Linked DNA regions of Homo sapiens: all the other regions are linked to region 3. A link is an interaction called in ENCODE POLR2A ChIA-PET data of the cell type or tissue named here. Cell type or tissue: GM12878. All regions are shown on one strand.

The links. Peaks named below come from ENCODE experiments on the same cell type or tissue, not always from the same donor. Only the 100,000 strongest peaks of a DNase experiment are listed, where the experiment ranks them.
Region 1: POLR2A ChIA-PET joins it to region 3 with 8 read pairs; 2 of 35 experiments call an interaction of 5 or more read pairs at or near these places.
Region 2: POLR2A ChIA-PET joins it to region 3 with 5 read pairs; 1 of 35 experiments calls an interaction of 5 or more read pairs at or near these places.
Region 4: POLR2A ChIA-PET joins it to region 3 with 12 read pairs; 1 of 35 experiments calls an interaction of 5 or more read pairs at or near these places.

The regions. Positions count from the first base shown.
Region 1 is chr5:94,740,198-94,745,197 of GRCh38, forward strand. The region is part of intron 19 of MCTP1 (multiple C2 and transmembrane domain containing 1); the gene reads right to left. Among named protein-coding and RNA genes, the nearest start is that of SLF1, 120 kb to the left of the region's middle. In GM12878, no CTCF peak of the experiment used is centred here; no DNase peak of the experiment used is centred here; H3K27ac peaks cover 356 bases.
Region 2 is chr5:93,340,087-93,345,086 of GRCh38, forward strand. No RefSeq gene overlaps it. Among named protein-coding and RNA genes, the nearest start is that of NR2F1-AS1, 240 kb to the right of the region's middle. In GM12878, no CTCF peak of the experiment used is centred here; DNase peaks (open chromatin) are centred at 2,635 and 3,605; H3K4me3 peaks cover 793 bases; H3K27ac peaks cover 606 bases.
Region 3 is chr5:95,066,462-95,071,461 of GRCh38, forward strand. The region is part of intron 1 of MCTP1 (multiple C2 and transmembrane domain containing 1); the gene reads right to left. Among named protein-coding and RNA genes, the nearest start is that of MCTP1-AS1, 90 kb to the left of the region's middle. RefSeq lists an enhancer at 3,748-3,797. In GM12878, no CTCF peak of the experiment used is centred here; no DNase peak of the experiment used is centred here; H3K4me3 peaks cover 1,205 bases; H3K27ac peaks cover 2,751 bases.
Region 4 is chr5:95,238,998-95,243,997 of GRCh38, forward strand. All of the region lies in intron 1 of MCTP1 (multiple C2 and transmembrane domain containing 1), which reads right to left. The region is part of intron 6 of LOC105379085 (a long non-coding RNA gene); the gene reads left to right. Among named protein-coding and RNA genes, the nearest start is that of MCTP1, 44 kb to the right of the region's middle. In GM12878, a CTCF peak has its summit at 166 (motif pointing left); DNase peaks (open chromatin) are centred at 149 and 2,844.

The sequences.
Region 1 (5,000 bases), 330 kb before region 3:
GCCAAGATTTTGAATTTGTGTCTCTACAGGCTGCATACTCTTACAATAAAAAAGCAGGAAAACCTCCTTACATGCCTTCAGTTATCTTTGTTGAATTTGATTTTTTTAGATATAAATAACCAAACTCTCTCAATGCAAGCCTGACACTGATAATGAGTATGTTTCAGATGGCAACAGGAAAACATACTACTGCTGTAATTAAATGCAAATTTTTTTTAGTGCATGCAGTATTAAAGTCGAGTTTAAGCCACTGAATGGGGGAAATCTAGAAGTTAAGTGGCTCAAAATGAATAATTTAAACCTGCTGAGTCAGGTTTTCCTAGTGAACAAGCTGCTACTTGGAGTAAATTTGGTGTGGTTGTAAGTGGCAGAAATTCAGGCTGTTGGATTTCATAATTTTAATATGAATAGAGACATTATTCCCAATACCTTAGCAATTTGTATGCAAAGTACGTAGAGCTTCATTGTGAGAGAAGCTCTGCTTCTGTTTATTTGGTCAGTCGGTCCATATTTCCGAGTGCCAACTGTGTGCAGAGTATAGCAGGCCAGGCTTTCGAAGAGATACTGGACTTTTATGCTCTTGAGGAGTTGAACAGACCCAGATGAAAATATTTCCAAATACTTGAGAATCCTGACTCTATTAACTTTGGGAAGACCTTCAACAAAGGAATGATTAATTGGGAAGGTGAGATTAATCAAAGAAGACTTCCTGGAGAAGGTGAGAACACAGGTTGCGGAAACACACAAATTATTGCATGAAGATGAGAAATCAAAGCACTGGATTAAAGCCAAGAATCCACAGCAAGGAGAATGAAGTTAGAGGAAGCTGGTGGGGAAGCTGTCAAGAGTCTTCATGACCAAGGGCACCTGCTCGGCCATCTTGGTAGCATCTCCTTCCTCCCTGGAGTGTGAAATGTTCACTATTCATCTGCAAACTGTGTGTAATGTGAGAGGACCTTTAGAAGTAAATTAGAGTCTTATTTATAACTCTGTTGTCAAAACTTATAATTTCACAGATATGTCATCGAAAATATTTGGCTTCTGGAAACACTCTCACATAGTGACCCTTGTAAATTAAAATTTCAAGTTAAAAAAAGGAAATGATGATTGCTCACAATAAGAAGTATAAAAATGGAACACTCGTTTATTCATTTCAAGCTGCACTTTCCTTCTTAGACTAAACAATGAGAGAAAACATGAAGAGACCCTCTGGTTTCTACCATTCAAACATTTATATCTGCTTTTGGTAAATAAAATGACTTGACTTCTCTTTTTGTGCCAATTATTATGGTGTTGAATTCAAGATAGAGTCCAATACAAAATCAATCTTGGATGACAAAAGAGGAAACAGGCAAGCTCCAGGACTCAGACCTGGCAGCTACTTTGGGAGGCTCTGCTAATGCTGCTAAGAGCATGATTTTAAAATTAACTTGTGGTCAGCTTCCTCTCAGATGCTTTAGTAATAATTAAATAATAGCAGCCCATGCCACCAAGGTAAGAACCTCGTCTAGCAAAAGTCACTAGTACCTTTTGGATGAGGAATTTCTGCCAAACAGCCTATAAGAGCAGAATTCTGGGATAGCAGAGGGGCAAATGCTTGCATGCGTTGAATTAGAATTCTACTCTGTGATTTACTGCTTGTGACTTTGCATGAATTCCTTAACCTCCCTAAACCTCAGTTTCCTCAGATGTGAGATTGGGGTTAACAGTGCTACCTATTTCTTAGGGTTGTTAGATGCCTCAAATGTAATGATCCAGTTAAAATGCTTAACCCAGTGCTTGGCTCATATCAGTGTTCCATAAATGTTAGTCCCTACTTTATTTCTAGAGTGTTTGAACGACACTGTATAAGCCATGAAGTGTAAGGCAAAATCTTTAGTGTCATTAAGGTAATAACATTATTAGGGTAAAACGGCTGGAAAGTGGAAGACTATAGGAAGAAATGATGCTCGAACCCATCTACTATAGCCCAATAGCAGAAAGTGAAAAAGAATGTATGTTTTTAAATTTTTTTAAATTTTCTATTATTATTTTTCTTATAGAGATGCGGTTTTGCCATGTTGCCCAGGCTGGTCTCAAACTCTCGGGTATAAGTGATCCTCCTGCCTCAGCCTCCCAAAGTACTGGGATTACAGGGGTGCACTGCCATGCCTGGCCAAGAATGTATATCTTTTTATCAGTTTTAAGTGTGTCCACTGATTTTTCCATCTTGGGCTTAGTGATACTAAGTAAATGAAGTACCATAGCTATCATTGTTTTGGTTAACAAAGTCAGAGCTGAGGCAGGAACTGTGGCTGCCTAACAGCCTTAGGTCAAACCCACAAGTGCTCCCTGGGTCTTAGAGCTTGCCTTGGAAAGAGAATCATGAGCTAATGATCCCAATTACTGCCTGTGAAAACCAACACCAAAGAAGAATGCATAGAAACTTCTAAAGCCTTTTTCTTTTTTTTTTTAATTTGACAGAATATCTCTTTGCTGTTTAAGGATTAACATTACATTTTTAACTGAAAAGAAATACAAAGAAAAGTACTATATTAAACTATCAAAACCACTGATTAACTTGAGGAAGTAAAGTCTATGTTCCTTCATGTCAGACTAAAGAAATTTCAATATATATCTTCTATCTATTGTGTACCTACTTCAGGCAATAATTCACTCATTGAAACTGTATTGAAAACCTATTATCTGCTAGGCTGGGGGAGATAACGAAAATGAATAATGCACAGTCCCTGCCTGTAAGGGAACAGGTTGGTAAACAAATCCTTAGGATACTATCTGATAAATTCTACAATAGAGGCATAAGAAAGGTGGGGAGATGACTAACCTAGAAGCACGGAAGACTTCATAGGGAAAATAAAATGTGATTTCCTAATCTACCAAAACAGAGCAATCAAGTACGAACATCTAATAAGAATCTAATGAAAACACTGATGTAACCCAATGTAAAAAAAAAAAAAAAAAAATCTGGGGGATTATTCACTGGCTTCTCACTCCTATTTTTCTATAAATGGGACGAAGCAAGAATTGGCTATACTAAAATTAACCTAAAAGCTGTATTTGGAGCAGTATTAAATGTTGAACTTATTAGCAAATCTGCAGGCTTATATTTCAATTCAATAAAAAAAAAAAAAGAGAGTCTATGATATGCCAAGCACTGACTCCATGCTAGAGAGAGGAAAAACACAGCAGAGAAGACAGAAATAAAAAAGGAAGCTTGCAGCCTCACGAAGGTGAGATAAGAGAGAAAGTGAAAAATGCTTTATGACAGGTGCCAACAAGGAGCTATCCGACACAAACGGAAACGCCTGCACAGGCCAGGCTGGGTGAGAGCATGGGGCCCATGGAGAGGGCATCCCAGTCATCATGGCCATGTTGGAATCCAGGCCCAATGTTGCCAGAACTTTCCGTCTTTCAAGAGAAGCTCAAAATCCACATTTTTTTTTTTTTTTTTTTTTTTTGAGATGGAGTCTCCCTCTGTCGCCCAGGCTCGAGTGCAGTGGCGCGATCTCGGCTCACTGCAAGCTCCGCCTTCCGGGTTCACGCCATTCTCCTGCCTCAGCCTCCCGAGTAGCTGGGACTACAGGCACCTGCCACCACACCCGGCTAATTTTTTGTATATTTTTAGTAGAGACGGGGTTTCACCATGTTAGCCAGGATGGTCTCGATCTTCTGACCTTGTGATCTGTCCACCTCGGTCTCCCAAAGTGCTAGGATTACAGGTGTGAGCCACTGTGCCCGGCCAAAATCCACATTTTTCCATGAGAGCTCTTGATTTTTCTTGTTCTTTTTCTGAGTCAGGATGTGGCTCCATCACCCAAGGTGGAGTGCAGTGGCACCATCACAGCTCACTGCAACCTCTGCTTCCCGGGCTCAAGTGATCCTCCCACCTCAGCTTCCGGAGTAGCTGGAACTACAGATGCACGCCACCACACCCAGCTAATGTTATTGTTTGTTTGTTTGTTTGTTTTGCCATGTTGCCCAGGCTGGTCTCTAACTCCTGGGCTGATCCGAAGTGATCCACCCACCTTGGCCTCCCAAAGTGCTCGGATTATAGGCGTGAGCCGTTGAGCTCAGCTTCTCCTGATTTTTGAAGACTGTTTTAAAATCCTGTCCACAGCTGAATTCAGCCCCTTAGCTGCCAGTTAGCAGCCTCTGTACTTCTAAAATGCACAGGGAGCAAGGAGCAAGAAGCATGGATAACGGACTAATTAGATGGACAGGGGATTTAGCACTGGATTCAAATCCTGCCCTGCTGGCGTTATGCAAACTTGGTCAAGTTCTGAAAATGGATCTCAGTTTTGGTTTCACTAACATTTTTTTTTTTGAGACAGAGTCTTGCTCTGTCACCCAGGCTGGAGTGCAGTGGTGCCATCTCAGCTCACTGCAACCTCTGTCTCCCAGGTTCAAGGGATTCTCACGCCTCAGCCTTCTGAGTAGCTGGGATTACAGGCGTGTGCCACCACACTGGGCTAATTTTTGTATTTTGTATTTTTAGTAGAGATGGGGCTTCTCCATGTTGGTCAGGCTGATCTCGAACTCCCAACCTCAGGTGATCCGCCCGTCTCGGCCTCCAACGTGCTGGGATTACAGGTGTGAGCCACCGCGCCCAGCCACCAATAGGTAGTTCTTGACTGGATTACATCCCGAGATTTGATACCAAGACTAAAACTGTGTTCAGCTCATTTCCCAAAATACAGTAAGGGGCTTTAACATTGGATTCAAATCCTGCCCTGCCTGTGCTGTGCAAACTTGGACAAGTCCAAGGGCACAGCCTTAACACAGCATTTCTTGTCAGATAACCATTGCTTTTAAGATGGTTGAAACAACAAGAGAAGGAAGACTCCAGAGTAGTCCTATGACATGCTCCCACCCACAGAGAGTAAGAATGTTTCCCAGCCACTTCTCATGACCATAGTTTTCTTACTGGATACGCCTGAGTGCAGCAAGGTCTAAGGGGAAGTTTAGGGCTTCAGGTTTGAGGACTTGCTTAATAATGCCTT
Region 2 (5,000 bases), 1.7 Mb before region 3:
TTGTTTTAAGAATATTGTCAAGATGAATAAATCCAATGCTCTTTAGTATCCTAAAATAGACTAAATGCAACTAAAGAAAACCACATGGAGGCTGACCCACCTGAGTGCAAGTATCAGCATTGGCTGGAATCTTCTCACTACCATAGATCACCCTCCCACCATCAGAGCATCTAGGGTATCAAGCACAGCCTCATACCACTGAATAATGTGCATTTGCCTGCTATTCATCCTTTATTGGGAACCAGCCCCAGAGCTGAGATACTTCTTCCCCAATTTGAGTCCCAGCTCTCCTAGTTTCCTCTCCTTCTCCATCACGCTCACATTACATGATGTGAAAACAAGAAGGAAATTTCCTACAGTAAAAGTTACCCAGAAAATGAAATTTTCTCCCTCGTAGGGCAGCCAGCTCCCATATCATTGGAGATGCCCACGGAGGACACTGAGTGGAAGAATGGGCTCCCTGTGACAACACAGTGGTGGATACCACTTACTGAGCACAGTCTTCTTGTGTATCACTTAATACACATCAACACTACCTCTCCAAAGCTAGTGCTATTATCTCCATTTTACAGATAAAATCAAAACTAAAAAAGGTTACTAGCTTTACCCAGCAAGGAAAGTTATCTAGCTTAACAACATGCCCCTGAGAGCCTAGCTCCCAAGCCACACAGCTCCTTGCACCCTCACACAAATACACACAACAGCCTATGGGAGCCCAGGAGAGGCTCTCCCCAGGCTGGCATCATTCCAAGGCTCAAGAATGAGTGCCAATGGTTGTTTAAACGACAAGATTATTTTCAATGGAGATGTTACCACAAGAAAGCAAACTCCTATCTAAGGGCTTGCATTTTCACCTTCTGCATGCCTATGGACACCAAAATAAAGCAAACGAGACTTTGTTTTTAACATTTATTTAAGGTCTGCCTGTGCCAGATATTTCATGCACATTTTTCTCATTACTGGTTGATAACCCCATGAAGCAATCGGGGCTGAAAGCAGAAGCCACTGCTGAAAATTACCCAGAACACCCCGAGGCTCCATGCCTGCCTCCCTGGCCCCAATGCACATGGTGTTTCCACCACTCTGTGCTGCCCGGGAACTACATACGAACCCTTGCAGAATTTGTTTTTCAGGAATTTGGAAAATATCAAGGTTGAATCTGCCTCTTTTCTGAGCTCTTTATTTCCCCATCTAAACATTTCCTCTACAGCATCTTTCCTTTCACTGGCCAAAATATGGTCTTGAAATTTATTCTATCGCTAGTCATATGTATTGAGTAAAGTGCTGCATCCAGTTATAAAGGAGAGCCCTTAATTTTAAAAGCAGACAATAGAGTATTTTATCCTTCTCTTATTTTCTTTTTTTTTTTTTTTTTTTGAGACGGAGTCTCGCTCTGTCGCCCAGGCCGGACTGCGGACTGCAGTGGCGCAATCTCGGCTCACTGCAAGCTCCGCCTCCCGGGTTCACGCCATTCTCCTGCCTCAGCCTCCCGAGTAGCTGGGACTACAGGCGCCCGCCACCGCGCCCGGCTAATTTTTTGTATTTTTAGTAGAGACGGGGTTTCACCTTGTTAGCCAGGATGGTCTCGATCTCCTGACCTCATGATCCACCCGCCTCGGCCTCCCAAAGTGCTGGGATTACAGGCGTGAGCCACCGCGCCCGGCCCCTTCTCTTATTTTCAAAGAGCAAAATTTAAATTCTTTTTTTTTTTTTTTTGGCTTTCCTTTAAAAGTGTTGGATATTTGTTTCCCCACCGCAGCCCCCTGGATTGAAGGAGTTACTCTTTGAAGGCAACAAGCCTGTAGGCTGAGTTAATGATTAGACCCACATCCTTGCCCAAAAGGAAACTAAATCAGAACAAGATCAACCAGAGAAGGCTGAAGAAAATTAATAGGTGGCCAAAAACCTTATAAAAAGAAAACATGGGAAGTTTGCTGCAGAAAGGCAGCCTCTGGCAGCCACTGTCAGAGTGGGAAGAAACACAAAATATCCTGTCCCTCCCCTTTCTTTGTCGAAGTGCTCATTTGTCCTTTCTCCGCTATTTCATAAGCATTTACATCAATTTTCACAGGCTTTCAGCTCCAATTTAGATGGTAGTTCCTCAACAACAGAATGAAGATCTCCAATGTCTTCTTCATCCTTCCACAGCACTCTGTACACAAGGTGGTTTTCAATAAATATTTTCAGGCCAGGCACGGTGGTGATGCACACCTGTAGTCCCAGCTACTTAGGCTGATGCAGGAGGAAACTTGAGCCCAGGAGTTCCAGGCTTCAGTGAGCGATGATCACACCACTGCACTCCAGCTAGGGTGGCAGACTGAGACCCTGAATCTAAAAATAAAAATTAAAAAATAAAAAATAGAGTCAATAAATATTTTCGAACTCAGATATAAGAAGTATGAGTAAAAATCCTTGGATGAAATATGCAATTTTTTTCTTTCTTCTAAAGTCCAGACAGAAAATAACTGTCTGTTGGTTTCAATTCTGAGCTGAGCTCAGCTGAGGATGCTGACTGCATGGCCCCACTGCGTAGGAGGCACTCCAGACCTGGGTGTCCCTCTCAGGTGCTTAAGACCTAGCTCCCACCACCTCCCCTACAAAGAGGCCAACAACAGTGCATGTCCTTTTAAGCCTAGAGTGCGTTTTCTCAAAGCTGCATATCTTGTCAAAATTGTTTGCCCACATCACTGCAATCTGTGTGCAGGGAAGCCTGAAACAAGTCCGTGTTGGGAAAGCAACAGAAAGTACAAGAGGTTCTGAAATTCATAAGCCTGGGAAAGCAGTGATTCAGAGAGAAACTGCTCTTCTCGGTTCTTCCAAATTGAAAAGCACTCGAGGCAAAAGAGCAGCTGCTGCCTCTCTGGGCTGGTTGGTATTGACCTTACTTGACCTTTTACCTGCTGTTTGATTTGGGCCTCCAGCTAGACCAGGAAAGTACAGCTCCCCGTTCCTGGCACCCCCATGACCAAGTTTGCCTTACACATCTCTCCTCCTTTCCGCAGGAGTACACCCGGGAAGCCACATGGCAGAGAGACAGCCAGGAAGTCAGGTGAGAGGAGTTGCTTTACCAAAGAGTTAACCCCAAAGCAGTTATCCCAGCCCTACTTCCTTTCCCATTCCACTAATCTGCTCGCTTCTCATCCTTTACATTTTATAGTCTTCAGTTCCAATTACAGGTGATTAATAATTAAGTGATTGTTAATTCTTTTCTACCTTCTGGAAGTCATGATAATTTGAACAATGATGATACAGTCATAGCCTGAAAGAGAAGGAGGGAAGAATATCACAGAGTTTTCTTTCCTGTGTAAAAGTGATAGTATCTGCAAATGAAATGGGTGTTTATTCATGGTCTTAAGTCTATAAACATTTTATTTTATTTCAAATTGCTTTTTCTTCCTTATTTCTCAGGTTCCCTCCATATTCTCAAACCACTGGGAGGAGAAAAAAATCAACATTGCCATTGAGGGGTTGTGAGCTTCCTTAACTCCAGCTATTCAACTTACATATTTACTTGTCAGTAAATTCAAATTCAAATAAGCCTATAGTTACTGGGTAGAAGAAAGTGTGCCCCATCACTCAAAGTACTCATGATGTGTGAAACATTTTAAAGACCAATTGAGCTAATATATGTTTTCACTTTGACCCAGAGTAAGTTGAGCCAGTCATTAATGGATGACATGCGGTTAAAGCCAACCCAAAAGATCTGAGTCAAAGAATGTTCTTCTTTGACGTTGCTCTTGACTTCTCAGAGTTTGTATAACTAAATCCTTCATGAAAAACAGTGACTCTGCATGATGTGTATGTATGTACAGCCACGTGAAGAGTGCCAAGAATATTCCTATTTTAAAACAATTCTAAGAACTGGCAAGTAGAGAAACCTTCACTAACCATCTCCACCCCACACCAATTACTCTCTTTGTATTCCTTCAAAGTCATTTGAACTACATTATCCTATTTGTATTGGCTGCTCCATTTTCCCTAACATAAGTTTTATATATACAGCTGGATTTTAAGCCCCTTAAAGAGGAGCCCTTTCTTTACGGTAGACACTCAACAGACACTTGGGAATATACAAGTGAACAAATGCCTAATTCAGACAAAGTCCCATTTATAAGGACTAATGAAGCTTTCTTTCTCCTACCTACCTCCTTCCCTCCTACCAACAATGTTCTTTGGAATTCCAAGGTTCTGCAAGCCTGGGAGAATGTGTTTGTGCAGACATCCAAGTTCACTCCATAGCAGGGATCTAGGCAAGGATCAGGTAAACCTGAAGGGCACCCTCCTTCACCCTTCTTCTTGGCATGTGTTGACTAATTAGTGGTCAGTAACAAATGAATGCCTAGCTTGGATCCCTTTTGTAAATACTGTTACCACTGTGTAAAGCTTGCAGCACTTCGGAACTGACAAATGGATGATGATGTTTGTGAGCAAATAGATATTGTACTATTAATGATATAACTTGGAAACAAATATTTTCTATTAGTTCTCTTAAGCTCCCCAGTCAGTTTCATTGAAGAGTATTCTGAGATTGCAAAACAAACCACTTCTGTGTAAACCAATATTTTCTTGATACAGTATGGAGCAAGCAAAATAAAAAGGCAGAAATAAATTGGATTTTGCTATACGGCTGCCACTGTCACTCAGAGTCCTGGCTTTCAGATTTTTGATTTGTCACATAACAGCTTTATTGTTATCATTGACTAGCTGTAAAATAAGGAAAACATTAATTTAAATATTTTTAGCTGTATATTCAAGTTTTGTCGAAGATTTTATTTTTTTAACATCACTTTTTTAAAAAAAAATTAAACTGCTAGAATAAACCATCAATAGTGAAGGCAACGAGATCTCTCTCAGGAACTCACAGTGTTTTTAAGCAATCCACACATTTCATTTATTTATAGTCATTCAACAAATATTTTCCAGCACCTAAACAATGCCTGATGCAGCTCTAAATGCTGGGAAAATAACTGTGAATACGAGAATCAAATTCCTGACTGTGT
Region 3 (5,000 bases):
CAGAACTATTATATGATCCAGCAATCTCACTACTGGGTATATATCCAAAGGAAATGAAATCAGTGTGTCAAAGGGATATCTGTTTATTGCAGTACTATTTACAATCGCCAAGACATGAAATCAACCTAAGTGTCCGTCAACAGATAAACTTATAAAGAAAATTTAATATATATACATACATAATGGAATACTTTTCAGTTATAAAAAAGAATGAAATCCTGTCATTTGTGACAAGATGGACAAACCTGGAGGGCATTATATTAAGTAAAATAAGTCAGACACAGAAAAACAAATATTGCATGATCTCACTTATGTGTGGAATCTAAAAAGTTGATCCCATAGAAAGTGCAGTGGGGACCGGGGGCGGAGCGGGGATGGTTTTGAAATGAAACTGTTCCACCTCAGATCATCAGGCATTAGATGCTCGTAAATAATGTGCGATCTAGATCCCTCACATGCGCAGTTCACAATAGGGTTCGCACTTCTATGAGAATCTACGGCCGCTGTTGATCTGACAGGAGGCGGAGCTTAGGGGTAATTCTCTCTCACTGACCATTCACCTCTTGCTGTGCTGCCCCGTTCCTGAGAGACCATGGACCGGTACCAATCCAAGGCCTGGGATGGGGGACTCTTGAAGTAGAGAGGAGAATAGTGGTTACCAGATGCTGGGGAGGGGTGGGAGTGGGGGGATCGGAAGAGGCTGGTTAATGGATACAAAGTTATACACAGCTGGAATAACTTCTGGAATTCTATTGCACAGCAGGGTGAGTATAATTAACAATAATGTATCATATATTTCAAAATATCGAAAGGAGGGGATTTTGAATGTTCTCACCACAAAGAAGTGACAAATATTTGGGGTTATGCATTAGCTAATTACCCTGATTTGATCATTACACAATGCATACATGTATTGAAACCTCACATTCTATCACGTAAATGTGTGTAATGATTATGTGTCAAAAATAAAATACAACATGAAAATAAATGATTTAGAAATGAAAAAATTGGCATTATTCATAGATTGTCTCTATAGAAAATCCAAAGGGATTTACAACTAATATATTAAAAGAATAAATAGAAAAATACAATTTCTAAACAGAAATAAACTAAGATACATTTACTATTAACCTACAAAATATACTTATATTTTTAAATATTTTAAATATATATTTTGTTAGGACATACTTCAATGTTTTTAAAATTAGTTTAATTGATGAATAATAATTGTATGTATTTATGGGATACACAGTGATGTTTTGATCTACATATACACTGTGGAAAGATTCAGTCAAACTAAGCTTTCCATCACCTCACTAACCTATCTTTTTTGTGGTGAGAATATTAAAAATTTATTCCTTTGACAATTTGGAAATATACAATACATTATTATTAATGTCACTATGCAGTGCAATAGATCACTACAACTTATTCCTCCTAACTGAAAATTTGTACTTTTCATCAACATCGACCCTTTCCCCATCCCTCTGGCACCCTCCTCTCAGTCTCTGGTAACCACTTTTCCACTCTCTGTCAAACAATCTATTTCTTAAACTAAATTTGAAATATAAATCATTAAATTAACTTGATCTTTCAACAAGGTCGTTCTTTTTTGATAAAGAAAGAGAGGCAATTATTCTATTCTATTAAATTTATCATTATCCTATTTAAATCAAGTTAAAATTAATACTTTATTCAGCAAGAATAGAAAATGAACCAAGACACATTTGACTCCAAATTTCTCAAGGGCAAGATAATGTCTTGGGTAGGGTTTTCTCTAAGAAATATCCAATGAGAGAAAATAGATTTGATTCACAGAGGAGAAAGAGAGAGACAGAGAGAAGAGAGGAGACAGAGAAAGAGAGTCAGAGTTGGTGGGGTATGAAGATATGTTAATAGAAGGGTAAAATACTTAATTCCAACAGACAGTAAACATAGGAATCTGATCACAATTATTTTTAAAAAGGAAATGAAAACAAAACAAAACCAAAACCCAGGGACAGTCTAGTCTAATACGTCAACTTCCTCAGAGGCAGATGACAGATGTGAAGATACCTTGCAGCTTTATGGGTTAATTTTCTATAGTGTCTAACACTCTGGGACACTTGGGGAACAGTAAATGTTTTAAGCTGTCAAGGACCTGATTGGCCGGGATCTGTTTTCTACTTAGTTCACTTCCATTTCCTTTGCTGTTCCCAGTAGCTTTCTCCATGTCGGTTTGCATTACTATGGTTTTCACAATTCGGTCAAAAAATAAAGCTTTTATGCCTAATTAAACACCGAGCTAACACACTTTGTCAGTCATTTCCACTTTGAAACTTACGTTTACTGCATTTAGTCTGTCCTTTCCAATCTTACCATACAGGGTCTGCCAAAGAAATTATAAAAATTTTACGTAATATTGTACCTAGGGACATTATTTAATATCAATAGTAGTTTTTTATAGCTAAAAGCGAATTAGGCTTAGTTCCAGGGGAAGATTGTGAGCAGGTATCTTTTTTTTTTTTTTTTTCCTTTCCTGAGAGAAGCTGTGAAACAACAGAACAGCCTGTGCTACATACGTAATTAAAACAGATGTTCTCAATCTTAATTTTTATAGCTAATTATGACAGCCAAAGAAATGTGCTTGTCTTTTGTAGAGCCACATATTTTCTCTCAAATGTGCCCTATTTTTCTCCTCACCCACTATGACTGCTCAGAAACAAAGGGTGGGGTGATGGTGAGTTACAATGCAGCTGCAAGGACTGTCAAATTATTGGTAAGTCAGGGAGTGGAAACAGTGATGAGTGAAATTGACCATAAACTATCTACATAGCATAAACATTTGTACGTACTCCTAACTTTGCAGATGACAGTTTTCATTGGGGTCTTTCATGACAGAAGCCAAGTTTATTGTATCAAACATAATAAAGTAATTCAAACATAATAAAGTAACTGCTTACAAGCACCTTTCCTTTGTCAACCCAGCCTTTGGGAGCATAGCATTTTTTTTTTTTTTCAGAATAACATACAGTGTACAGAAATATGCTACATTTTGATGACACAGGCCAGGTGACTTACCCGCAAGGGTGCAGAATCTGATATGCTTGTCTATGTATGTGTGTGAAAATAGAAAGCATACAAGTATAACGAAGGCACCCGTTCTCAGAGCACACTCTTCTTTGAGCTCCTTGTCCTTAGGCTCACAGGGATGTCAAGTTGGGGTGCTTCAGACACAAAAACAAATGACCCTTCTGCCCTTTTTTTTTTTTTTTTGAGACAAAGTCTTGCTTTGTCGCCCAGGCTGGAGTGCAGTGGTGCAATCTCTGCTCACTGCAAGCTCTGCCTCCCGGGTTCAAGCTATTCTCCTGCCTCAGCCTCCTGAGTAGCTGGGACTACAGGCACCCACTACCACGCCCGGCTATTTTTTTTATTTTTATTTTTAGTAGAGATGGGGTTTCACCGTGTTAGCCAGGATGGTCTTGATCTCCTGACCTTGTGATCCACCCACCTCAGCCTCCCAAAGTGCTGGGATTACAAGCGAGAGCCATCGTGCCCGGCCGACCCTCCCTTTCTGTAAGTGCTGCCAGCAGCTTGGAAATTACAAACTTTAGAAACCACAATAGGGGAAGAACTATCTTCCTGTTTGTGGTGGAGTCTGGAATTTTCCCGCCCTTGTCAAGGCACTCTGTTGTGTTGTTATCTAGGTTCTCTCCTTACCCATCTATCAGCACCAGGTCCATGGAAGGCCTACTAGGCCAAAGTCCCAGGCCACATCTGCAGTCAGGCTACCCTGAGCCCAGCTTGCCTCTCACCCTCTGAGGAAGGAGCAGGAGCTGCAGTGTTGCTGCTGGCAGTGTCCCTGCTTTCTGCAGCCTCAGCACTGCTGAGTGCAACACCTTGCACTTGAGTGCAACACCTGCTCCAGCCTCCTCTAGTTCTCTTCTTGTCAACGGGGTTCCAATTCTGCAGTACAGATTGGGGGATACCTTTAGGGACCTCCAAACCTCTCAGCTTCCACAGCCACTCTGATTCCTTCATAATTGCTCTCAACACTCTGAGAACTGTTTCAAACCCAGTCCATTAAAAACCATTCTGTATGCTGGCCCAGTTCCTCTCAGCAAAGCCCAGTGTGGTCTGATCCAAATCCAAGCACTACTCCTGTCTGCTCTGCCTTGGGAAGTTGCCCTGTACTGCCTTGGCCCAGAGAGCAACACTCAGGAACTCAGCAACTACCTACCAGACTTTGGCCATGTGTGAGACTGGGGCAGACTGTCTAGAGAGAGGAGTACAAAGGCAGTCCCAGCTGCGGCTTGGTGAATTCATCCCGCAGTAGTTCCATAGCCTAAGAGGGATTGCAGAGGTAGGAACAACAAAGTTTAAGAAGCAGATAAAGCTCATTCTGATCTTAACTAGGGACTATGTGGGAGGGGCTGACTTGGTTAAGGTGGTTGGGAGAGTTGGGAGAAGAGTCTGGCATCTCTCAGTGGGGAGGTGGCAATGTATTGGTTCAAGGGAAGTTCCGTGGGATTAGGGTACCATGGGATGAACCTGTTCCCAAGATGAGGAGGCAGGAAATCAGAGCCAAGCCAAATGGACTGGAACAAAGGGGAAGCGAGAGGAAGGGTGTTCATCCCTGGAGAGAAATGTTGAACAAAGCACATCTGAGCAGCAATTCACATACAGAGCATACTTGTGAAGGCTAACTGTGAAGGCTAACCAGGAAGGCTGTAGCCACAGGGATCCTCAGCTAACCTGGGCATACCTATGACACCAGATCCGGAGCCTGAGGCAGCACGTGCAGCCCAAGAGCGTCTGTCTGAGGTACCCGCTGGCTTCGTAGTCACTGATTAGGAGACAGGCTGGATCAGAATCTTCTGGAGAATTTTGGTGCTGCCAGATGCTGTGCTGGGTACTTTACATACATTTTCTCTAATCCTCACAAACTTTCAAACAGCGGGGAAACAAAAAGTAACTCTACATATCCTTGGTCTCAGCTTAAAAGTCACTTTCTCACAGAG
Region 4 (5,000 bases), 170 kb after region 3:
TTTACAAAAGCTTTTTGGCTATCATGCATCTAACTGTACCACCCAAAACAGATTTTCTCAAAAAGGGGAGAAAAAACTTGGTCTCACATCTCACTGTTACACAAACGTAACATTTGGTCTCGTAGAAGAAACATTAAAAAGGCCATTGAGCCCTCCAGTGGCAAAATTCTGAAAATGTTATGATGCACATCTAAGCACCCTGGAGAAATCTCCTGAAGACGCGCAGAAACAGAATAGGCAGTCTTAAATCAGTTTAGGCTTTGGGGGTTTTCAAGTTCCTAAACTTTCTATGACCACAATTAGCCCAAATTATGACAGTGATCATTGTCCGAGCACTCAATTTTCTGGAAAAATCTCTTCCAGGTAATGCCTTAATGGAAAAGCCCTCTCAAATTTATTTCTGTGCTTTAAGGTTTATTTATTTTGACAGCTGTAGATTTTAATAAAGAGTTTAATTAAAGATGTTGCCACCAGACATATCTGATGAGTCTAGTTCTGGGGATGAATTATAAGACTTGTGAAAATCAAACAAAACAGAAACAGGAGTCATTCCTAGAGGTCTGTAATTGAAGACTAAATGTCTTAATTCAGAGGCTACCTGGCTTGGGTTAAAGATGTTCAATGACTTTGCTAATTATTTTCTCTTGATATAGGTATTTTCCAGTATTAAGTTACAGAAACTCCTGGGTACATGTTTACTACTCTCTTCTTTGCTTTTCTAATTTCTAAAGGACTGAGAGGGTGGAAAGAGGTGAGGGTCACTTGCTTTTGATAGTTGATTAGGACAGATGATCTCTCTTCCTATGAGGCTCTTCATTTTATTATACCACTGTATCTCTCTCCTCACACTTTTTCTAACATTTTCTTCTTCACATTTTTAATTTTTTTATTATGTCAAATTGAAGATTTCTTACATATGTTATTACACATTTTTATCCAATTTTTCCTCCTCATGAAATTTTGAGTCATAAAGTTTTCTATATGGGTTAACGATTCTACAAAGGTTGGAAATATACTATGATCTCATCTGTATTATTATTCTTTGCATTGGCATTTAAACTTTTATAATATATATTTATTTACATACAAATTTCATAATTTTTATAACTGTATATGTATTGAAAACATATAATGTTCTTCATATAGTTAACTAGCGAAATCAGTATCTCTTAATGTTTGTACAATTTGCCTATTTCTATTTAATTTTTTGGAATTCAACATTTGACATAAAAATAACATAAGGCTATTTTCATTTTAGGTTATATCTACAATGCTTACCTGCATTTAAAAGCTGATATTCAGATACTGACCTTAAGTTTGAGAATCATGCCTTGCACACATAAGAGATGTAGTAGTATAGATTAGATATGATGCTAACCTGGTGTTCACACGCAAGTTCAGGGATGGCAGAAACAAAGTGAAGGTGGGCATTTGCTCTTGAGCTTTCAAAGGCTGAGAACTTCTCAAGGTTTGGGTGGAGCAGTGAGGCCAAGGCTGAACTTCAATCCATCCCTAAGCCCTTGACAGTAATTTCTGGTCTGCTTCTGTTCCCCTCACTGCACTATGGACCTTTTGAGGGTAGATGCTTTACCTTATTTGTCTAGGATAGTGTTTGACAAATAGTGAATATTCAACAGACTTTTAAAAATATTCAGCAAACATATCTATCAAATCAGTGCAGGCTTATTTTTGTGAGATCTTTGTTAGGTGTGTATAGGCTGGCAGGTTTAAAACTTGGTCATGTACACTGAAGTCTTAGCAGTGTGCCATTTTAGGTTTAATCTAAACATTCCTCTACCTTTAGAATCTCTTATCTTCCTTTTATTATCCACATTCTTTTCATACTTACAGCTTAAATTCTGACTAGTTAAATCCTCGTATTTCCTTTTTTGTTGTCTTCTCTCTCTCTCTCCCTCTCTCTCTCCACCCACCTCTTTTCTTCATTTTAATTGAGAGAGACTACATATTAGAAAATATCCTAGTAGGATATTTTATACTATAAAATTATTTACCATCTTTTATTCTAAACCAACCAGAGATTCTAATTTTGGGGGGTACTTTGTTTTAAATTCATTTATTTTTATGAAACCTTATTGAGCACATACTATATAATAAGGTATTGCTCTAGGTACAGTTATAACTATTGAAATCTAGCTTTATTAGGAAAAGAAACTTTTAATTAGCCAAATATCTTCTCTATTATTATCCTTCATATTCAGTAAACCCTATCCATGTGGGAAATGTGCATCCAAAACATTGACATCAGTCTTTCCACACAAGTCAAGATCTTTCTCACATCTCAGTATGGCAGCTGCTTTGCAGGACAATGTCATATTTGTAACTCAACTTATGGTCTCTAAAATGAGGATAATGCCATTATTTTTAGAACATTAAGAAGTCTGCATAGGAAGATAACTGTACAACTCATTTCCTTTAAACCATAGCAGCTTGAAAAACACATAGACTTGGAGATTCCTCTGAATTCACAAGAGCCAGAAGTTTTAAACTACACCTAGAGCCTCATCCTGCTAAAGCTTAGCCAATATTTTAGTGGGGGAAAGCATCTCAAAGACCACATTATTCTTACATTAGGCTGTTAGCAATTTCATAACATTTATACCATATTTCTATTTGCTCAAAGTTCTCCCTCAGAACATAGTGCTCCTGCAAACTTCTGAAGTAATTTTCCCCAATTAAATTCCTAAGAAAATTGAAATCCTTCAAATTTTAGTAGCTGTAAAACTCCATTTACACTGGCATTACAGTCTATTTCTACCTGGCAGCAACATTCATCAAACACCTACATGCTACTGTATAGAAATGAGTCACTTCCCCTTCTGGGGGAGATTTAAAGCACAATTCCGCAAAGCAAAATAGTCTGAAAAGCTAGAAAGTTACATGCTTTCCAAAAAAGGAAACACTGAACCACAGTCTCTCACTGAGTGAAAATAGGCAAAGAAAATAAAAATATAAAATGAGTATAAAGTTTAATGAACGTCAACACCTTTATGAATCAAAACGCCTATGCAAAGGCTTAGTGAGAAAAAAAGTCCTCAGAGAAATGCTTATCATCATTTCATTCAAATGAAGTGGTCCTCCTTATTCATTTAAAACTAACAACCTTGTAGCTATTTTTAACTAAGAAATGAATAGATTTATCTTCTAACCAACAAAAACTAGATTGATTTATCTAGTTTGTTACATTTTTCTTTACCTTTTTTCCCTTTTGTGTTTCCTACTTATTTCTGGCGAGGGATTACTAAAAAGAGAGAAATAAAAATACAAAGTGGAAAACTATTATCCAAACTCAGTCATTTGGAAATTTGAGATTCTGAAAATTTTCTAATGGTTGGCATCTTTTTAAAGGTCACTTTTTGAACAAGAGCCCTCAAATACAAAATTGTGAGATGCAATAAGAGAATATTCTATTGGAAGTAATAATAAATTTTATATTTCTGGCCTTATTTGTAATAACATAAAAGTAGAAACAGCCCAAAGGTCCATTAACAGGTGAATGCATAAACAAATTGAAGTATATCTGTACGTTGGAATACTACTCAGCAAGAAAAAAGAATGAACTATTAAATGCCATGAATAAATCTTAAAATTATTACACTGAGTGATAAAAATCCAAACTTCCTAATAAAAAGGACGTATACTTTTTCATCTCACTTATATAAAATTCTAGGAATTGAAAATTAAATCTAGGTGACATAAGTCAGATCAGTGGTAGCCTAGGGAAAGGGATGAAGGCAGAGAGAGATTAAAGGGGAGCACAAGGAAATTTTCTAGAGCCATCAAAATGTTTGTTATCTTGATGTGGTGATGATTTTACATGGATGTACACGTCACAATTCATTAAGCTGTGTACTTTTAACATGTGAAATTGTCTGATAATTATGCTGCAATAAACCTGTTTTTAAAAACTATCTGCTCATAAAATGCCACCCCCATAAAAAGTCACTAAAGGTCCTGTGAAAATTAGAACTTCCACTATTTAGGACATGTGAATCCATAAGCAAGATGAATCCCAGCACTAGGAGGGACACAGAGACATGACATGAGGACCCTGACTTCCTCTTAAGACTGTGATACAAGGGAAATTTGGCTTTGTTAGACATCTGTCTCTGATGATGTGATCAGGACAAACTACGAAAGTAACGGATAAGTAGAATTCACAGAAAATTCCCAATGATAAGAAAAGATGAGACTGATTTAAAATAGAAAAAAAGAGGGAAATATAAAATTGGAAAAATATAAGTTTTCAGACCCAGAACAATAGATGGCATACATCTGTGGTTTTAGAAAGAAGGAGAACAAATGAGGTGAGTCCAGTTAGAAGAAGTGATATTTGGGCTGAGACTTAAAGAGGAGAAAGAGGTAGACATGTGAGGAAAAAGAGGGACGTTCAGCACTCTGAAAAGAGTCATCACGGAACCTGGGGAACCACAGCATGAATGGAGCATAGAGTCTGAGGAAGTAGTGTTGAGAAATAAGATAGGTAGGAGCCAGACCACAAAGGGTCTAATATGTCATTACAGGGATGTTAGACTTTGTCCTGAGAGCAATGAGGAATCAGTGACATTTTAAGAAAGCAGGAGAAAAGAAAATTCTGGCTCTAGTTGGAGAACACGTTAGATAAGACAAAACTGGAGAGAGAGACACCATTTTAGTAATCCACTCGAGATGACAGGGACTGAAAACCAAGGTTGCTTCTGAATAAAAAGGTGAACGAGTCCAAGAGATATTAAAAAGGTAAGATGGGAAGAATTTGGTGATGGATTGGAAGTGGCAAGCAGGGAAAGTTAAGACTAAGTTAAATAAAGAGATGAATGAATAAAGAATGAGAACTAAACAAGATGGCCAGCTTTCTGTCTTGGGCAACCAAGACAATGGTGATACCATTTACTGTAAGAGGAAACACAGAGAGTATTCGAAGACGATTCTCCACTGGTGCCTCGCCTTTCACATATTGACACTAACTGGATGCCGGTGTTCTA